3 separate regions of the Homo sapiens genome follow, and all the other regions are linked to region 2. The links are chromatin loops, found by intact Hi-C in ENCODE. Cell type or tissue: heart left ventricle. All regions are shown on one strand. Links, peaks and the distances in the headings refer to the core of each region. The heading gives the core; the rest is flanking DNA. Region 1 holds the start of OTUD7A (OTU deubiquitinase 7A). Region 2 overlaps OTUD7A (OTU deubiquitinase 7A). Region 3 has its middle 19 kb from the start of KLF13.

Region 1 (7,717 bases), core at 1-5,000, 380 kb before region 2:
GGAGGAGGCGGGGGAGGAGAGGCCACCGGGACCGCGAGCGGCAGCTGGGGAGGGGGCCGCGGAGCCCGAGCGGGAGCAAAACAGCTGATCTGGTTTTCCTTTAAAGCGAGAGAAAATGGAAGTCGGGTAGCGGCGACTGCGGCGCTGCGGGCTGGCGGAGCGGAGCGGCGCGGCGCGGCAGGTAAGACGGCGCTGGCCGCGGTGCTGCCGGCGGGCGGCGGGGCCGGGCCCGCGGACCAGGCAGGTGCGCTCTCCGGGCGCGGGGCCGGCGCCGTCTCCTTCCCGAGCTCCGTGGCGAGGCAGGTGGGCGTTGAGGCCGGGCGACCGCGGGGCCGGGGCGCGGGGACGCGGGGGGCGCGGGCCCCGGCTGGGCTCGCCGGCGCGTCTGCATTGCGGGCTCCGCTCCGGACCCCGCGGGCTCCCGGGCCACCGGCTCCGGCCCGGCGTGGCGCGCCTCTCTCGGGCAGGGCGCGGCGCTACCGCTGGGTCGGGGCTGCTGCCTCCGCTCAGCCCTTTGGCTGTCCGCACTGGAACGTGATGCCAGGCGTGGGGCGACCGACCCCTCGGTCCGTGCGCGCGCGTCGGGGGTCCCGCGGCTCTTGCAGACGGCCGGGCAGGGCCCGGCCCCGAGCCGCGCGCGAGGCCGCTCGCCGGGCACCGGAGCTGTGACTGCGTGGGTCCCCGCGGCCCGGCGCACCGCCGTCCCGCTCGCTCTGCTGGGTCTCGCTGGACAGCAGGCAAACCATTAAGGCAATTTGGCTGTGAACCCAGAGGCCTTCCCTAGTATCTCCTCACTGGAGGGGAAAAAATTGCATCTGCGGTGCTTTAAGTGCTCCTTTAAATTTGGGAGATGTCAGTGATGTCATCATTAACTAAAACTTTCCTTCATTGGACACAACCGCTCAAGTGTACCCTCCTCCCTCCCGGTGAAGCTATTGCAGCCCTTTGAGAATCTCTGTAATAAAATGGATTTGCCTCTGCTCTGTAAACTCAGCTACCTCACACAAGTGCAAATGACTTTTATTTCTGTCTATTGGCTTGAGAATGTATAGATTTAAGAGTAGCTGAAGGGAAACTTGTGAGACCCCGATCAGGGAAACGCTTCATCCACAGCACAAGGATCCAGGGGAAAGTCATGTATGACATGCACATGGTTACCGCCAGGTGATACCTTTGTAAATGGAAGTGGGCTGTAAGAGGAACAATTTTTAAAAATATGATGAGGCAGATAATGTGTCCAGGAAAAGGTTGACAGCGGGGCCTAAATCTTTACAGGTCTTAATTGCTTCAGGAAAATCTGCAGGTGTCCTTCACCATCCTCCTCCTCCTCCTCCAGGGTGTGCCCGGAGAAGCCTGCCCTGGGCGAAGGCGGGGAGGCAGGTTCACTAGGGTCCTCCCAGCAGCCGTGTGTCCCACCAGCTTCAAAGGCCTCTTCAAGACCCAAAGAGGGTTCACGAGAACAGAGGTAGATCTGCACGGCACACTCAGTTCTGGATAAACATTCCCCACTAAATGGGATCAACACTCCATTATTTTATTGTGAGTGTGCCATTAGTACCAATTCTTATGGGAACAAAACTAAGCAAGTTCCCAAGGCAATCTGAGTATCTACTCAAGCCTATCATATCGAAAGGATATCCAATAAGGGACAAAAGTATTGACATTTTTGTATTTAATAATTAATGACACCTCCTAATTGGTTAAAATAAGCATGCCTTAAATTGTTAGTGTGATTTTATTGGATCTGTAAGGAATTTAATACCATATGCCACTCAAAAGTTGGGACCTGGTTAGGAACTTCAATCTCTTGAACCCTGTATTGGTGTGAAAAGAATGGGAAAACAGTGGTTACTTAGGCCTTTAGTGTTCAGGCTGATAATGGGTGGAAATCGCCGCTTTACGAAGTATTGCCACGTGCGGGTCTCACTTGGGCCTGGATCATAGATGGCAGGTTTTCCCTTAGAAAGTAACTCCTGAGGCCCCCAAGCTTGGTGGAGAAGGAGAGGGGACACCTTTCTCTGAGCAAGTGTGTGTAATTCTTGGCCTCTGACCTCCTGATGGTGCCGCATTTATTCCCAATGGTGTGCCTAAGTGAGATGAGAAACTGGCTCCAAGTGAGCTGCTTTTGGATGACACTGCTCCCGCTGTGTGTAGTTGCTGTAGAACTTAACTCTTGAGTTGTGGCAGAGATTCTTCTTTACAACATGTCCTCAATAGTATGAAGATTGGTTTTTCAGGGTCTGCATTGCAAACTCTTTGAAAATGGAGTCTGTGAAATCAATCTGGCCCCGTATCCATCTTTTTGTTTTCACCTGTAGACTCGTGAAAATATTCACCACGTTTATGGTTTAACTCGCTGTAGTACTAGTAAAACTTCAAACGGAAGTGTTTCCACTAAATCTTTAGGTATGGGTCACTTATTTCCCCAAAACATTTTAAAACAACCGCTTTAAAGCCTCTTCATCCCGCTTGTATGTTTAGAGTGCTTAAATTTGGGAGTTGTCAGTGATTTCCCAAAAGAGATCACTGTCACATCTTCCGTTTCTAAGAAGTAAAAATTGCCCTGATTTTCTTTCTGTTCCCTTTGGGATATTAAGGTCATTTATTCATGCCTTAGGCCCACGGAAGAAAGGTTGAATTAGCTCTTGTGGGCCAGCAGGGGGCGTGCTAAACGCGGCTTGGCGGGCCTGTGTCAGAGCCACCTTGGGAGTGGATCTCCAAGTTGAGGTGGGTGCATGTGTGTGCGCCGGTGTGCTCCGCCCCCGCCCCCCGCCCCTCCCCCTCCGCTCCCGCATGCCTGTCTTCCAAGAGATGGAAACTTAAGGAAGGGTTGGGGGCACATACTTGAATGACCAGAGGTTGTGGAGTCTGGAATGTAGGCCTCCCTAGCAGAGATTGCTTCAGTGGCTCCATGTCTTTGGAAGGTGGCTCTTAGCACACTTTGAGTCTCAGGATTGAGTGCCTTCTCAGACTGCGGAAGTGAGTGTTAGTTTGGAGAGGAGAAAGTTGACTTCAGTGAACTACAGGCTGGTGTCCTGGTCATGGCGTGAATGTGCCAGCCAGGGCAACCCCGTGGAAATCCTCTCCTGCACACCCTTGATGTTTGCTCCTGGCTTTGACTCCCGATTGACTTAGGCCCTGGGACCCTGTGTGGTAGTACTTCCCAGAGGGGCCTATTTGACCCCTTGCACTGAATTATAGGTGGCGGATGTCCACTTAGGAAGTAATTCCTGTGGCCCCCAAGCCTGGTGGAGGAGGGAAGGGGCACTTTGCTCTGAGCAAGCTGTGTGCAAGTCATGGCCTCTGACCTTCTGATGGTGCCACATTTATTTCCATGACGTGCCTAAATGAGATGGGAAGGGCTCTTGGCCTCAAAATTTCTCTGATGAAAAACGTTTCGTTACTGTGCTTTTATTTTTCCCTATAAAATGAAAACAAGAAAAAGCAACTGTGCTTTTTCACTTAAAATGTGCTTTATCTGATTTTAAGTGTGTGCCAGGTTATTCAACCACATGTTCCCTGGGAGACTTTTCCTCGCAGGGACTGAACTCAGAGAGGCCAGCTTGTGCTCCAGGGCTATTTTGGTGAGTTGGGATGGGTGTTTCCCATGCTTAGATGGTCATTGCAGCATCTGGGTGTGTTACTGAAGACCAAAGACTCCTCTCTCCTACTGAGGTTCCTCATGGAGGCCCCATGCGAAAGGGAACATCACACTTTAAAAGGAAAGAAGTTTCACAGATGCCCTACTAGAGAACTAGCCCAGTGCTATGACTGGGCATTTCTTTATGCTTCTCATTCCATTTAAATTGTGTGGAAAACTGAACTACTGATTTCAAGGGGGCAAATGGGAATAACATGTTTTTCAGCTTTAGTGAATCAGGCTCTTCACCTTGATTGAACACTGTAAATGGTTAAAGGGGAAGCGCCACTACATGTAAAATAGGTGATGCCAAATCCCTTTAGAAGCTGTTCATCCTTGAGGACAAAATGGGAATAAGATATGCTGGTTCTTTTTTGTAACGTATTTAATGTGAAAATATTTTACCCTTGAACCTTGGAAAAAGAATTTTATTTGCCTATTGGTAGACTGCCATGTCTCCCAAAAAGTTTGTGTGTGAGACCAAGAATAAGATGGCCTTAACACAGATGCCACAAGGGGGGAACCGCCTTCATCACACTTTTGGAATGGTGTTCTTCATCATTCATAGTAACAGACGGGAGAAGTGGGTTAAAAATAAGTCTTTAAAAAGCTGAAATGGAGAGAAGGGCCGGACGCTGCCTTATTACTTGCCTGTGTTGTGGAGGCGTGTTTAGCTGGCTGGTTTGCACACAGCATTTCTGGACCAGGAAGTGGGGGAGTATAGACTAGGACTGGGAGGGAGTGGGCCATGCAGCAGCTACAGCTGGCCAAGGTCTGGCCTGTCGTGCTCTAGGTTCCTCTTGGCAAAGGGAAAGAGTTAGTCTCCCATGCATCTAAAGCCTTGTTTGGTAAAATTGCATGATTCCACAAAACCCCAGTCCTTGCTATTAGCAATTACTGCTCTACAGCATCTCACATTCTGAGAAGTCAAATACACATTAATGCTAATACAAGTTTTAAATACATCTCTCTTAGTTAAGTAGATAAGTCTAAAGTAAACTCATTTTGTAGGATTGAAGTATTTTGCGTTTCTCCTTCCAAGGAAATATTTTCTATTTGAGCATATTTTATTCTTAATCTCGTTTTCCTTATAAATATAATGGAAATTTGATGTCTGAATGAATACACATGAGTAAGATGCAGTATTGACTTTTATGAAATATAAAATTAGACCTTGGAAATTCATTTCCTTGTCTGTTCAGCGTTTCATTTGTTTTATTAGATTACTGTTAAGTTTCACATGGTGCTGGGGATTGGTGTGAACAGACCATACACCCATCCCTCTGTGAGATTAGATTAAGTTTCTCAGTTACTGAGACAAAGGTTTAGGAGCTCACTCAAGAGGAGGTGGCTGCCTGGAGTGAGAGCAGACGTCTGTCTGTGGTGCAGACAGGTTGAACCTTGCTACCTCTGAGAAGACCCCAGTTTTCATGCCCCCAGGGCTAACACACCCATCTTCAAATAATTTACCCAAATAATTTCTGCGCTCACATTTTAGGAACTTTCTATGAATTAAGTTCTCCGAGTTTTTACAGTAAGCTTAGGGTTAGCCTGTTAGCCTGTCATGTCTTCGTTGCAGAAGAGACCACACAATGCACAGTGTCCTGGGACTCAGCACGTCCTCCTTCCCCAGATCACCTTACATCATCCCTGAAGTCCATGCAATACCCTTTTATCTTGGGGGTCTAAAAACCATACCATGGTTGCAGCCCATTTCCTCACAATTCCTCTAATGATGATTTGAGGTTTCAAGACAACGTGTGTTATTGTAGTGTGGGCAACACATTTGCATGTATAATTTTTCATGCCTTTTACAAAAATTGTTTGACATCCAAGAGGTACATAGTTAACTTTTTCTTTTTAAAATGTATGAATTGGAGTATTTGTTTTGACTGTCTGTTAAATAATATACCATCTCTTGAAAGAATCATCACTGAACAGTAAAAATAAATGAGACATGCTTCCAGCTCACTTGGACTTGATGACCAGTTGTGTGACCTTGGGCACAACCCCAGGGGGGGGCCACAAGGGCAGAATATCTCTTGGGCCATCCTGTAGGCTTTAGGGTGGAGCAGATGAGTGAGTGTATGCCATGGGTTCTTAAGTTCTAGATTGATAAGTTGTTCAATAAAAGGAACTGGAGACAGTATTTGTCTCACTTACCATCAGCCCAGTTTCTATCCTTTGACAGTTGATGTAGTCATAGTTTGCACTTGTAACCAAGGCATTGCTTAGATGAACTTGCTTTGACTTGTGTGTGTGTGTGTGTGTGTGTGTGTGTGTGTGTAGGAAGAGGAGGTGTGGGTAAAAAGAATGGAGGGGCTTCTGTGGCTTGGGGATTCTTGGAGTTAAAAGTCATTAGCCATGATATAGTTTGGCTGTATCCCCACCCAAATCTCAACTTGAATTGTATCTCCCAGAACTTCCATGTGTTGTGGGAGGGACCCAGAGGGAGGTAACTGAATCATGGGGCTGGTCTTTCTCATGCTATACTCGTGATAGTGAATAAGTCTCACAAGATCTGATGCATTTATCAGGGGTTTCTGCTTTTGCTCCCTCTTCATTTTTCTCTTGCCACCACCACGTAAAAAGTGCCTTTCGCTCCCTGCCGTAATTCTGAGGTCTCCCCAGCCGTGTGGAACTGTAAGTCCAATTAAACCTCTTTTTGTTCCCAGTTTCGCATATGTCTTTATCAGCAGGGTGAAAACAAACTAATACAGTAAATTGGTACCAGTAGAGTGGGGCATTGCTGAAAAGATACTCGAAAATGTGGAAGTGACTTTGGAACTGGGTAACAGGCAGAGGTTGGAACGGTTTGGAGGGCTCAGAATAAGACAGGAAAATGTGGGAAAGTTTGGAATCTCCTAGAGACTTGTTGAGTGGCTTTGACAAAAATGCTGACAGCAATATGGACAATAAGGTCCAGGCCAAGGTGGTCTCAGATGGAGATGAGGAACTTGTTGGGAACTGGAGCAAAGGTGACTCTTGTTATGTTTTAGCGAAGAGACTGGTGGCATTTTGCCTCTGCCCTAGAGATTTGTGGAACTTTGAACTTAAGAGAGATGATTTAGGGTATCTGGCAGAAGAAACTTCTAAGCAGCAAAACATTCAAAAGATGACTTAGGTGCTGTTAAAAGCATTCCATTTTAAAAGGGAAAGAGAGCATAAAAGTTCAGAAAATTTGCAGCCTGACAATGCAGTAGAAAAGAAAACCCCATTTTTTGAGGAGAAATTCAAGCCAGCTTCAGAAATGTGCATAAGTAGCAAGGATCCTAACGTTAAACACTAAGACCATGGGGAAAATGTCTCCAGGCCACATCAGAGACCTTCATGGCAGCCCCTCTGGAGAACAGGTCTGGAGGCCCAGGAGGAAAAAGTGGTTTCATGGACTGGGCCCAGGGTCCCCGAGCTGTGTGCAGCCTAGGGACTTGGTGCCCTGTGTCTCAGCCATTCCACCCGTGGCCAAAAGGGGCCTACATAGAGCTCAGGCTGTGACTTCAGAGGGTGGAAGCCTCAAACCTTAGCAGCTTCCAGGTGCTGTTGAGCCTGTGGGTACACAGAAGTCAAGAATTAAGGTTTGGGAACCTCCACCTAGATTTCAGAAGATGTATGGAAATGCCTGGATGCCCAGGTAAAAGTTTGCTGCAGGGGTGGGGCCCTCATGGAGAACTTCTGTTATGGCAGTGCAGAAGAGAAATGTGGGGTCAGAGCCCCCACACAAGTCCCTCCTGGGGCACTGCCTAGTGGAGCTATGAGAAGAGGGCCACCATCTTCCAGACCACAGAATGGAGATCCACCAACACTTTGCACCGTGCACCTGGAAAAGCCATAGACACTCAACACCAGCCCCTGAAAGCAGCCAGGAGGGAGGCTGTACCCTGCACAGCCACAGGGGTGAAGCTGCACAAGACCACGGGCATCCATCTCTAGCATCAGCGTGACCTGGATGTGAGACATGGAGTCAAAGGAGATCATTTTGGAGCTTTAAGATTTGACTGCCCTGCTGGATTTTGGACTTGCCTGGGCCTTGTAACCCCTTTATTTTGGCCAATTTCTCCCATTTGGAATGGCTGTATT
Region 2 (5,000 bases), core at 1-5,000:
CTTTGCTATTATCAGACATTTTATTTTTACATCTGTTATAAATTCATAATGCACTGCTGCCCTTTGCTTTAGACAGTTATCTGTTAGAGCAATTAAAAAGAAGAAAAAAATGAATTTTCACATCCATTTATTCCATTTCCATCACTCTTAATTGTGTAAATACAAGTTTCTACTGGTACCATATTTCTTGCACTTTAACATCTCCTGTAGTTCAGGTCTGCTGGCAATGATTTGCTCACTTTTATTTGAAAAACTCTTTATGTCTTCTTCATGTTTCAGAGATATTTTGGCTGGGTATAGAATTCTAGATTAACAGTTTTTTTTTTTCTTTCAGCACTTTAAAAATGTCACTCCATTATCTTCTGGCTTACCTGTTTTACCATGAAAAGTCTGTTGTAATTTGTACCTTTGTTTTTCTCTGTATAATGTATCCTCTTTTTTCTCTGGCTGCCTTCAAGACTTTCTTTTTGTCTTTGGGTTTCAGAAGTGTTAAGAGGCTATTATAGGAATATTTGTGGTGGTGTTACTTTTTCTTCTTGATGTTCTCTTAGTTTCTTAGATCTGTGTTGATGGTTGTCATTAATTTTGAAAAATTCTTAGCCATTATTTCTTTAAAATTTTATTTTGCATTGTTCTTTCCCTCTTCTGGGATTTCATTTACACAGAACTTAAGGTGCTGATATTGTCACACAGCTCTTAGATGCTGTGTTCAGTTTCCCACCTCCTTTTTTTCTGTTTCAGTTTGTGTCATTTCTAGTAACCTATCTTGAGGTTTACAGATCAGATTCTTTGCTCAGCTATATCAAGTCAACTGACCAGCCCCTCAAAATCATTCTTCACCTCTATTATGGTGTTTTTCATTTCTAGCATTTTCATTTCTTTCTCATAGATTTGTTCTGTATGCTGAAATTAACCATCAAATCTTGCATGGTATCTGGCTTTTCTATTAGTCCTTAACTTATTAATCAGTTATTTTTAATTCCTTGTCTGATAGTTTCAACACCTGTGTCATATCTGAGTCTTGTTCTATAAACTGCTTTGTCTTTTATCAATGTGTTGGGTTTTTTTTTTTATCTTTCCTTTCGCCTCATAGGTTTTTTGTTGTCGTTGCTGAAAGCCAGGCATCTTGAGTAGGACAGTAAAGACTGCAGTAAATCACTTTTATTCCTGGAAAGAAGCATGCCTTTCCTTTTGCTAGGTTTTCAGAGTCTAGGTTTGGACCAGTCTAGTTATGATAGCCCAGGAAGGTCACCCCCATCCCCAGATCCAGGGATACAGTGCCTGCCTAAGACAGATGCTTAATCAGAGTAACAGAAGATGACCCTTAGTGCACCCAGTGTTTGTTGCCCTACACTCTGCAGTTTAAGCTTTTATTCCTTGGTAGAGGTAGGATGGAAATATCTATGGAGACACTCTCTTAGAACTCCTGCCAGTCTTTTTTGGGAGAACCAGGTAGGTCCTGTGGAGAGGAGCCTGCAGGTGCATGTGAATTTCCTTTATATCTTCAGCCCCCAGGGTTCCATATTATTTCACTAGCTGATACTGTTCCTTTACCAATTTAACCATTTTAGCTGAATGATTCTTACTGGGGTCCAGCTGAATTGGCCCTTCTTAAGCTCATGTCTGTCTCTCCTTGGAGGCACCTGTCTTTCCTTAGATATTGGATAAGTCGGTTTCCCTGTGACTTCAGCTGTCTGGTGGGTTAAAGATAAGTTGTGAATTTGCAGTTTGACTGGAATGTTTTCATGGTGGAACAATGCTCTTCCAGCTTTTCACATCGGAGACAAAAACCAGAAATCTTGATTTTTTTTTAGAAAATAAGTACTCAGAATATATTCAGGCTAGCATGAGATGATGCCTATATGTTTCCAGGCTAAAAGACATACAAGAGGCCTTTCAAAAACAAAAACAAAACACCTTTCCGGCCTTTTTAGGCTCATTTTGAAAAGCAGTTGCTGTTCTAGACATTTACCACCAGAGGGCAAGCCGCTGCATGGCTGCTCCTCACTGGTAAAGCCAGGTTTCCAATAGGGAAATGTCAGGGTGTACAGTTGAGAAGCAGAGGCATCCTGAGCAGCCGCTGCTCACGAGGAGGACCTGTTTTCATGGCCTCCTGGCCGGAACTGTCCCTGGGCTCTGCAGCCCCAGCCCTCACCACAGGCCGCAGTTGACCCTCTGCAGAAAAGCCTTCCTTTGAGCCCCTCGGTGTCTTCAGTTGTGAGCAGGCATGTCCGTAGAGCCTCTCAGTACCTGGCCCTTCACCCCAGCCAGATCTAGGCCGCAAGGCTGCTGGACCCTTCTAGGTGGACAGGCACTAGCCCCTTCAGGGGTATTCCCACCGTGCACTGGAGCCCTGGGCAGCCCAAGGAGTCCATTCCAGCCCTGCTGTTGAGGGGAGGAGTCCCCAGGAACCCCATGATAGGGAAGTGAGGGTGACTGTCTGGGGTGCCGTCTTAGCTTAGGTGGTTTATCTGAAACAAACAAACCAAAATCACAGTGACTTAACACAGTGGAAATCTAAAAGGAGTGTTCTCAATTGTCAGGCAGCTCTTCAGTGGAGATCTGCTGTCTTCTGCAGGCACCATGGAAGGGGAGTGGGGAGAGACACCCCCATGCCTGAGCACATCACCCAGCACTTCCCACATTGCTTCTGCCCACAGACCATGGATGCCACTAGGTGCCTGTTCCCCCTAAATCCTGGGGCCGGGGTGGCTAAGACATGGAGTGGTGGCTGGGCTGATGTTCTCCAACAGCAATTCTACCCTGGGAAGCGGGTGGACAGCCAGACCCAAAATGTCCAAGTTGCACCCACAGGAACTGCTTCTAACAGATTATTCTTGTTCTAGAACAATATTTCCTGAATTTGCTTGATTTTAAAAGCCACAGGAGATGCTTATTTAAAATGTTGCTTTTTGAGTCCCTTTCCTGGACACTTTGGTTTGGCCCATCCATTCATGGGGGCTTGGAACTCCCAGGAGCTGCACTGCTCTATTCTGGGAAACATTGTGGATGGGGAGAGCCTGTGCCACCCCCTGCCCCATGAGTAAGAAGCGAGGCTAACCCCTTCTCTGTTTGTGTAGTGACTCATAGAACTATGGGACAGGCTGCTGGGCACCACCCAAGGGAGACCTGTCCCTGAGCCAGCCCTGCAGCCCTCCCTGGGTGTGTCTGCCCTGCAGCTCAGATCTGGAAAGGGTGGCCACGTCAAGGCAGAACCCAGCAGGCTGCAGCAAAGCCAGGCCAAGCCACCCCTGACCTCTCAAATCAGAGCACTGCACTTTCCAATCCCAAGCCAGATTAATGAAAAGCCCGGAGCTGGTCATTGGTCAGCAAAGCTGCATTTCCCTTATTGGCAGCTTGGGGAAGCTGGAGAAGAAGAGGTGCGGGGGTGGAGAGGGGAATTATTTGCACCCACTTTTCCTCTTAAGCAACACTGGAGGGCAGCATTGAGTCAGTTTTTCCAATTTCTTACCAAATCAACTATTGGTGTTCAGTCTTCGATTTGATCTATTTCCTTGCCTTTTTGTTCTTGCCATGGCACCCTTGCCATGAACCATGGGCACCAGCAAAGAGGCAAAGCAGCTGGTCCAAGGTGGCTGTGCTTCTCTGCTGTGTGTGACTCCCAGGTGTGGGGCCTGCAGGGGAGCTAAGTGGAGCCCATGGAGGAGGCTGCTGCTTGTTGCGAGGAAAGACTTGGGGAGACCATCTCCCAGTTCCTCCTGCCCTTGTCCCTGACAATGCCCTTGGGAGGAGTCAACCGTGTCACTAGGCACTCCTCTCATCAGGTCCCCCAGCAGCTCAGAAGCTCCTAGAAGATCCCAAACCTGTAGATACCCCCTCCACCCTAGCCCTTCTGGAGTGAGCCAGGATTTCCCACGGGTGGTGAGTTTCACCACAGAAGTTTTGTGATGAGTCAATCCCTCTGAGAAATGACCAGCCAGTGGCTCATCACTGCAATCTCCACCTACATGTGACCTCCTCAAAAGGACCCCCTGACCCCATCCGAAAAAGGCTTCACCATCACTGCCTTCTGCCTGGTGTTTACCCTTCCAGGGCTCATCACCACCTGACATTATGAGATGTTTGTTAACCTGCTTATCTGTCCCCAGCACAGGTGAGCTTCCCACGGGCAGGGGCGGGTGGGTCCATGGGTCCCAGGCACTGATACAGACTTGTGGCACAAAATTACAAACCAGTAGAGGTCAGCAACACCCTTGCTCACCTGACTTGCACATTCGGCCCTTCTCTGGGACGAGACAGGAGAGCTGAGCCCCAGGCCCACCTGCAAGGTGGCCTCCCAAAGTGTGCCTAACCTGCCTAGATCCTTCCTAGAAATAGCAGAGGCAGCAATAGCTTTTTTCCCATTCTGCTGCCCAATGGAGTATCTGCCATTGGACAGACCCAAAGAGAGCCAGGGTCCAGGTGACGCTTCCAACTGCTCTCCACTGTCCGCAATAAATACGAAATTTTAAAAACTAGCAATAGTGGTTTTGGTCTTCATGCTCCTGCTGGCACAGATCTGTGTAGATGTCCACTCGGTGCATTTGTCACCCAGATACCTGGCTTGGGAATTTCCTTGCCATCCTGCCTGGGGACTGCCGGGGCTCCAAGCACGGCTCTGTCTCTTCTGTTCCAGCCGTGATCCCCCTGACGGATTCTGAGCACAAGCTGCTGCCTCTGCACTTTGCAGTGGACCCTGGCAAGGACTGGGAGTGGGGGAAAGACGACAACGATAACGCCCGGCTGGCCCAGTAAGATCCTACTCTGTCCCTTTCCCCAGCGCCCACAGGGAGGGCTATGGCTGGGGCATCCTGGGGAGGGAATGTACCACCCCTGCTCCTCCTGGGACAGCTGGCATGCAAGTGGACTGGGTGCTATAAGGGCCAGCTCAGACCATTTCAATAGGATATTCTTCTCTTGCCAGCCTTATCCTGTCGCTAGAAGCCAAGCTGAACCTTCTGCACAGCTACATGAACGTGACGTGGATCCGGATCCCCTCC
Region 3 (7,519 bases), core at 2,520-7,519, 180 kb after region 2:
AGGGACAGACCCATTGGGGGAGATCTGGTGGGCAGCTGGTGGCTCTGCCATTGGTTCTCCCAGCAGGCCACCTTGCAACCCTGGTCAGCAGAGTGGGCTGCCCCGGGGAAGATCTCAGATCCAGTCTGTCAGGGGAGCACGGTGAGAAGCACGCAGCTGCAGCCAAGAAGCTTCTGGGGCCCCCAGGGGCTGCCCAAGGTGCGCTGTGCAGGGCAGAGGCTGGGCTGGAGTCCTGGCTGGACTGCCCCAAATGCCTGGCGCCCTCATCCTAAAGTGGGGAGCATCGTCCTGCCTCTCATGGGGCTGCCACATAAATATCTCCTCGGTGCTGAAGAGGGCTCTGCAAGGCACTTGATCCACAGGAGACGACCACCCGGGGCTGCAGCAGGGTGAGAGGGCAGTGCCCAGAATGCCAGGACTGTCCAGGACACATGCCTTCAAAGTCAGGGGATACAGCAGAGAGCCTAGCAGCTCCTGTTTTTCTCCTCAACATTCTGTTTCAAAAATTTTCAGCTGGTCGCAGTGGCTCACGCCTGTAATCCCAGCACTTTGGGAGGCCGAGGCAGGTGGATCACGAGGCCAGGAGTTCAAGACCAGCCTGGCCAACATGGTGAAACCCGGTCTCTACTAAAAATACCAAAATTAGCCGGGAGTGGTGGCACACGCCTGTAATCCCAGCTACTTAGGAGGCTGAGGCAGGAGAATCGCTTAAACCTGGGAGGTGGGGGTTGCAGTGAGCCAAGATCACACCACTGCACTCCAACCTGGGCAGCAGTGGGAGACTTTGTCTCAAAATAATAATAATAATAATAAATCAACCAGAAGCCAAAAGAGTAGTGCAAAGAACACGCTTTACTCTGATTCGCCGGCTCTTCAGTGATTGCCATGTTCACTGTATTTCTCTTTCCATCTCTCTGTCTATATCTCTATATTTTTTGAAATGATTTGAAAGTCAGCTGCTGACATCACAACACTTTGCCCTACACATTTGCAAAAAAGGAGGACTTGCTCTTGGATAGCCGCAGAGCCTGTATTGGACTGAAGAACTTTATTGTTAATCTATGAATATTGTATAATATGCAGACCATATTTACATTTTTGCAATGGACTCTTAATCTCTTTTCTATCCAAATAGCTCCTTTTTTTTTTTTTTTTTTTTTTTGAGATGGAGTCTTACTCTGTCACCCAGGCTGGAGTGCAGTGGCGTGATCTTGGCTCACTGCAACCTCCGCCTCCCAGGTTCAAGCAATTCTCCCACCTCAGTCTTCTGAGGAGCTGGGATTACAGGCGCCTGCCACCACGCCTGGCTGATTTTTGTACTTTTAGTAGAGACGGGGTTTCACCATGTTGACCAGGCTGCTCTCAAACTCCTGACCTCCAGTGATCTGCCTGCCTTGGCCTCCCAGAGTGTTGGGATTATAGGCGTGAGCCACTGAGCCTGGCTTAAATATTGCTTCTTTATCAACCAAACTGAGATCTCTGTCTTCAGAATGCTGCACTCTCACCCTGGTCATACCCCATGTTAGGGCTTTTCTGGAGCCTACCCACCTCTTCGGGGTGTGTTGGGAGAGTGCCGGTGAGGGTGGAGAAGGGAGCTGCAGGGACCAGAACATTTCATCCTCTCACTGCCACCGTTGTCTGTAAAGATACAGCTAAGCTCTGACAAAGGCACCGTTGGTTTTCCTGCCCTTTAAGAAGTTTGCTTCCAGGACCACAGACCTCCAGCCCCACTCTCAGCGACCCTAGGCCATGGGGCTGTTCTCAGGCTCACAGCCATCTGTAGCCCTGCCCCCACCCAGTCACCCTCCCATCCTTTCTTAGAGATAAGACAAAAAAAGAGTACCCCTCGTCTTCCCCCAGTGTGCTCTCCAGAAGGCAGGGGGTTATGTCTGGAAGAAATTGGTGATTACTAGGAAATCGTCTACATTTGTCCACCCATCATGACACCAAGCACTCAGGCTTCTCAGGCTCCTGTCTCATCCCCACAGATTGAATTTGGTCCCCACATCCCCAAATTTATGTGTTGAGGCCCCAACCCCCAGTGTGACGGTGGCCTTTGGGAGGTGATTAGGTCATGAGTGCGGAGTCTTCAGGATAGCATTAGTGACCTTTTTTTTTTTTGAGATGGAGTCTTGCTCTATCACCCAGGCTGGAGTGCAGTGGCACAATCATAGCTCAATGAAACCTCTACTTCCTGTGTTCAAGCAATTCTCCTGCCTCAGCCTCCCGAGTAGCTGGAATTGCAGACGCCCACCACCAGACCCGGCTAATTTTTGTGATTTTAGTAGAGTTGGGGTTTCGCCATGTTGGCCAGGCTGGTCTCGAACTCCTGACCTCAGGTGATCCACCTGCCTCAGCCTCCCAAAGTGCTGGGATTACAGGCATGAGTCACCGTGCCCAGCTGGATTCGTGACTTTTTAAGAAGAGAGGGAGGAGAGAGAAGAGAGAGAGAGAACATCTCCACCATGTGCGGTAACAGGAGGAAGACGGCCATCTCCATGCCAGGGAGAAAGCCCGCTGCTGGCGCCTGGATCTTGGACTTCCCAGCCCCAGAACAGTGAGAAATAAGCCACCCAGTCTGTGCTATTTTGTAATAGCCTCCTGAGCTGATAAGACACTCCATGATGCAGGAATTAGGCCCCCTGCACAGGAGGGAAACCTGCTGCAAGAGACACAGTGGGCCACACAAAGCCACGCCCGGGACCTATGTTGGAGCCTGTTGATCTGTTAGATCAGTTGACAGCCAGTTAAACAAACAGGGGTCTCCCATCATAAGAGGTTGGCAGGTGGGCCTTCCCAGGGCCAGGGAAGTGGCTCAGGGGTGCCCACAGGGACCCGGCTCCTCTACCATCCTTAAAGTGTTGGCTTTCTGCTCTAGAGACACTTGTCACTGCTCCAGGTCTGCAGCTGGAGTCAGAAGCCCGGGGAGGCTGGTAGAAGCCAGCAACCTGTGCCCTCCGTAAGAAGAAGCTGCTTTTCCAGAAGACTTCTGCTTCACTTTACTGGCCACAGGGTGCTTGTCCCCGCCAGCACTGGGGGAGATGGGGGAAGCAAGTTTCTGACCTGGCAGCTCTTGTAGGGGAGGTGGCACCGGAGAGTGGCTGGGCACATCCATTGGATCAGCCCATCCAGTGTGGGCCACCCCCGGGGTCTTATTACAGACCCTGAATTCTGACTCAGTTGCATAACTTGGGACAATTTGGGGAACTCATTCAAATTCCAAGTGCCCTTTAAGGTTTAATTGGATACGTAGCAAATGAGCATGCTCTGAGGTGTGGGTTTTTGCTTTCCCAGTAGTGGGGGAGCAGAGGATGAAATGTTTCTAATTCCACAACTCCCTTCTGCCTCTCTGAGATGTCCCAGGGTTTTCCTGGTGAGAATTGTTAGCCTGTGTGTCCGAGGGTTTTCAAGCTCACTGTAAGCTTGATCAAGGCAGCTCTGACCCCCAAAAGCTTCCTCGCAGGTGCGATGGGGGAGTCCCTGGGACCTAAAAGGAGGGCAAGCACCGGTCCTTCTCCCCACAGCCTGCAGCTGGCTCTGTCTTCCCCCACAAGCTGAATGGTTGTGCAGCAGGGGTGCAGGCAGGGGAGGGTGGGGCCCAGGCAAGGGCTCAGCTCCTCCTGGGCTGTGACACTGAGGTCCCGCCCACAGCTCTCCTGCTGGCCCGGCCCACCTGCAGCCTCTCCTTGGGGTCTTCCCCACACCTCCCTTTCTTGTTGAGGCTGCTGGGCCTTTCTCCTCCTGAGCTCTGGCTTCTGCACCTGCTGCATGTTGATCCTTCCCACAGCCCTGTTTCCTAGTCATAGTGTCACCTCCAGCTGGGCCAACCTTTCCCCTGGGGGCTGTGCTCCTGGCTCCTCAGAGGACACACCTCTACCCCAGTCCACTGGGTGCATCATGGACTCCTTTGACCTCCCTCTGGTTGGTTTTGGACTTCAGGGAGTCCCAGCAGGAGATCCCCGGGAGAAAGAAGGAGGGAGCCTCCCCCAGAGTCTCTGCAGGTGGGCTGTGTCCCTCAGGAGCAGGCGGTGGCTTTCAGGGCTCCTCTCCTCATGCTGTTTGCAGGTTTGCTGCACAGCCTTCCCACCCCAGGGTGACTCAGTGGTAATGGCCCCCTTCCCTGCTCTGATCTCTGGAGGGGATGGCCTTCAACACAGCTTTTCCTACACAGTTCCTGTCTCTGTCAAGGCCTCAGGAAAGGCCGCTGCCTGCGGGTGTGCGGAGGCCTTCGCATCTGTGACTGGCACGGCCCTAGCCCCTTCAGGTGAGCCAGAGGCAAGCACTAGTTAAGACTTTCTCCTGTAAGTCAGAGTAGCGACAACATTTGCATTTGGAATACAGTCGTGAAGTTAATTTAGTTTCATGAGCGCTGGCTGAATGCAGGCACTGAGGTGGAGCTTCTGGGCTAGGTACCAGGTGCCAAAATGCAGGTGCTCACAGCCGGGACACAGGACCATGCATGGAGAGAAGGCAGCAGGGCTCAGGAGGAGCTTCTGGGGAAGAGGAGGGGTGCACAGGGCTCGGTGGGCTAACAGGAGTTTGTGGATCCATAAAAGACACAAGGGAGTGGTATGTAATGGACACAGCCCCAGGACCAGTGAGGAAGGGGGAAGTGCTCCACAAGGAAGGGGAGGCCACTGACGGCAGGCACCCCAGGGACGCAGCGAGGGCGGAGGGCACTGTGCTTGCCGCCAAGGCAGCTGGATGCTGTGGCAAGGCCATTGAGGAGAGAGAGAAAGGACTGAGAAGCTCAGAAGGGAAAGGGGAAAGGGCCAGGGGAAACTCTGGGACCGCTGTGAGAAGCATGCCCCGAGGGGCCGGGACCTTCAAACCTCGGCTCTGCTGTGTGATACTGGGCTGGCTAGTGAACCTCTCTGAGCCTGTTTCCCCATTTGAAGAGTAAGAAAAACACCTGTTGTGAGCGAAGCATCAAATAATGCAATGCTGCAGCGTGGGCGCCGCACGCTTGGGGTTTGTGGTTTTCTTCCCTCTTCCAGCCTACACTGGTGACCTTGGAGTCCTCACCTCGCCATGGCCAGCCCCAGGCCATCCCCCCAGGCCCTTTGGGAACCAGGCAAGTTTCCCCCACCACCCACCCCACCCCTCACAATGTGTTCTGGATGATGCCCAGGGCCTCGGGGTCTGCCCCTGGCTGTGTCCTAGCAAAGGCATCAGGCGCGGCGCAGAGCCTCGAGGCAGCCGCGGTGCAGGGAGCAGGTGCTGGCAGCTGCCGTCAGCCCCACAATGTGGCTTTTGTCGGCCGGGGTAGCTGTGGAGCCCAGGAACAACCAATGTCGGGGAACAATTCCCAAGGCTCAGCCTGAGCGAGGCTGCAGCTCTCAACAAAGCCACCGAGAGCCGTTGGGCAGGCGCTTTTGTCATGCAAATACAGGCGGGGGACCGGCGCACTCCCCTGCATGCTAACCACTTTGTGATTCAGAGGAAGCCAGGGCCCTCCCGGGAAAGGCGGTGGCTCCTAGCTTCCCTGGGCCTGCCCTGCCTCTCCCATTGTCCTCTCCTGCACCCGGCTTGGTGAGCATCATGCTGGGCCTGGGACGCAGGCCCGGAGGCTCAGAACTCACAGTCTGACCAGGAAAGATGCAGAGGCTGGAGGACATCACCCCAAAGTGTGCAGCTGGCCTGGAAGAAGGAGACTGGGGAGCTGGGAGAGGGCTGAGCGAGGAGACCCCTCCGAGCAAGCCAAGCTCCCAAGTTCGGACCAGCCAGCCCGGCTGAGGACAGCATCTCATGGGGGAGAGCCTCAGGGGCAGAAGGACTGTGCATCCCAAGGCCCCAATGGGGTGGCCGGTGACTGGTTCCAGGAGAGCCTGGCTGGTGTGAGGAGGGCCAGTCTGCGGGCTCCTGGTGCACAAGGCTTGCATGCTTGAATGGGGCTTGGAGAACAGGTCAAGGGTCCAGGCCCTCTGGGCGGGGCAGGTGCCCCAGGGCTGGGCCTGTGTGCCCTTAGGAAAGGGCCTGACAGGGGCCTGGAGACTCAGGGTCCATCCCGACCCCACCCCACCAGCCCAGATGGCTATTTGGCATGTTGCTGAGTTTTTCTGAGCATCTGTGTGCTTATCTGTAAAACCAGCATCGGAATAAGCTCCATTTTAGGGCCACGGTGAGACGAAATAAAATAATCCAGATAAAATGTTGAGTTCAGTGTTCAGCATGTACTAGGCTCACAATGGATGATATCAACGGACAGCAATTTGCAAAAATTTCCAAACTTAGAAATGCAGATACTAATTTCCCAATAATGCTACTTCTAGGAGTTTATTCTACACATATTCCCACATGTGCAAAATGACATATGTTCAAGGTTATTTTTCACAGATTTGTGATGACCAGAGATTGGAAACAGCCCAACTGTCCATCTAGAGAGCCTGGTTAAATAGATGATGGTCTGTCCATCCATGTCACAGAGTAGTCTGCAAATGAAACAAGAACGGGGTGCCCTTTGTGCACTGACACAGGGATCTGACCTCACAAGGAGACACAAAGGAAGGACCCCTGCACAGCCAGTGCCTGTGGCCCAGAGTCGGTGTCCTATGAAAGGAATGGGGCCAGTATCTTGGGGACCCAGGCAGCCTGCTGGGCAGGGACAGAAGGTCCACTGGGCCCAGGGAAAAGGTTGGGGCAGCAGGAAGGGCAGTGTGCCCATTTCTCTCTCTCTCCTTTCTTCTCTCTCTCTCTCTCTCTCTCTCTCACACACACACACACACACACACACACACACACACACACACACAGAGAGAGACTTGGAGATAGAGACTTTCTCCTGCAAAAACAGACCATCTTGGGCAAGGTGGAGCACACAGCTCTGTAGGCTAGAATAACACAACCAGTCACCATAGCAACAACAGGGAGTTGTAATTTTCAGACTGTGAGCTGCGCCAGAACCCAGGGAGAGGATGCAGGCCACCAGCAGGGCTCCCTCCGGGCAGGTGTCTCTGTAACCCGGGGAATGGAGGCCTCAGCCACCTAACCTGTAAAAGTAGGATCTGATCCGCACACCGCTGCCCTGTGATGCCTTGGAGGAGAAATTGAGAAAGGCTAGGAGCTTTGAAGCAGGCTGAGGGCTCTCCAAAGCGTGAAGGCTGTTAGCCTCTCCCAGCACGCCCAGCGGGGATGCCTGGTCCCCTTCTCTGCTCCCGAATGCCCTCATTAGAGACGCCTGTGTGCAGCCCTGAATTTCTATCATAAAAGCATCTTTCAAATGAATAAATAATGACTAGAGAAAAGGAAGAAAGCAGATTGCATTTCATTGGGCAGGAAAGTTGCTTGGTCTCTCGGGGCTATTTGGCCAAGCTGCCCACAGGTGCCCACTGCGTGAACACAGGTGTGAGTCCCCACCAGATGCTGTTCATTGCTTTCTAAGTACCCTCGCCCCCACCTCCACCCCAACCCCAGCCCCATCCCAGCCCTTCCAGCTTGCAAAGTCATTCTATCATGGCTGTCTCTCCAAAAAAGAGCCATTTCCCAGGAAGGCACCACCCTGACCACTGGCCTTGTCCCG

Evidence for each region. A loop is a pair of places that touch in the nucleus more often than their neighbours do. Peaks named below come from ENCODE experiments on the same cell type or tissue, not always from the same donor. Only the 100,000 strongest peaks of a DNase experiment are listed, where the experiment ranks them.
Region 1: it touches region 2 in a loop (8-fold over the local background); 4 of 110 quality-filtered maps call a loop at or near these places.
Region 3: it touches region 2 in a loop (3-fold over the local background); 8 of 110 quality-filtered maps call a loop at or near these places.

What each region holds. Positions count from the first base shown.
Region 1 is chr15:31,862,971-31,870,687 of GRCh38, reverse strand. It overlaps OTUD7A (OTU deubiquitinase 7A), which reads left to right and starts at 15. Exons shown (of 13, transcript NM_001382637.1): 1 at 15-181. RefSeq lists silencers at 1-52, 2,548-2,842. In heart left ventricle, for the core only: a CTCF peak has its summit at 2,651 (motif pointing right); DNase peaks (open chromatin) are centred at 527 and 2,687; H3K4me3 peaks cover 1,264 bases; H3K27ac peaks cover 209 bases.
Region 2 is chr15:31,487,203-31,492,202 of GRCh38, reverse strand. OTUD7A (OTU deubiquitinase 7A) reads left to right here. Exons shown (of 13, transcript NM_001382637.1): 11 at 4,637-4,751; 12 at 4,925-5,000. Among named protein-coding and RNA genes, the nearest start is that of KLF13, 160 kb to the right of the region's middle. RefSeq lists a silencer at 2,083-2,233 and an enhancer at 1,739-2,388. In heart left ventricle, for the core only: CTCF peaks have their summits at 1,968 (motif pointing right) and 3,397 (motif pointing right); DNase peaks (open chromatin) are centred at 2,010 and 3,156; H3K27ac peaks cover 308 bases.
Region 3 is chr15:31,304,572-31,312,090 of GRCh38, reverse strand. No RefSeq gene overlaps it. Among named protein-coding and RNA genes, the nearest start is that of KLF13, 19 kb to the left of the region's middle. RefSeq lists enhancers at 4,733-5,318, 4,086-7,519. In heart left ventricle, for the core only: no CTCF peak of the experiment used is centred there; DNase peaks (open chromatin) are centred at 5,440 and 5,816; H3K27ac peaks cover 1,406 bases.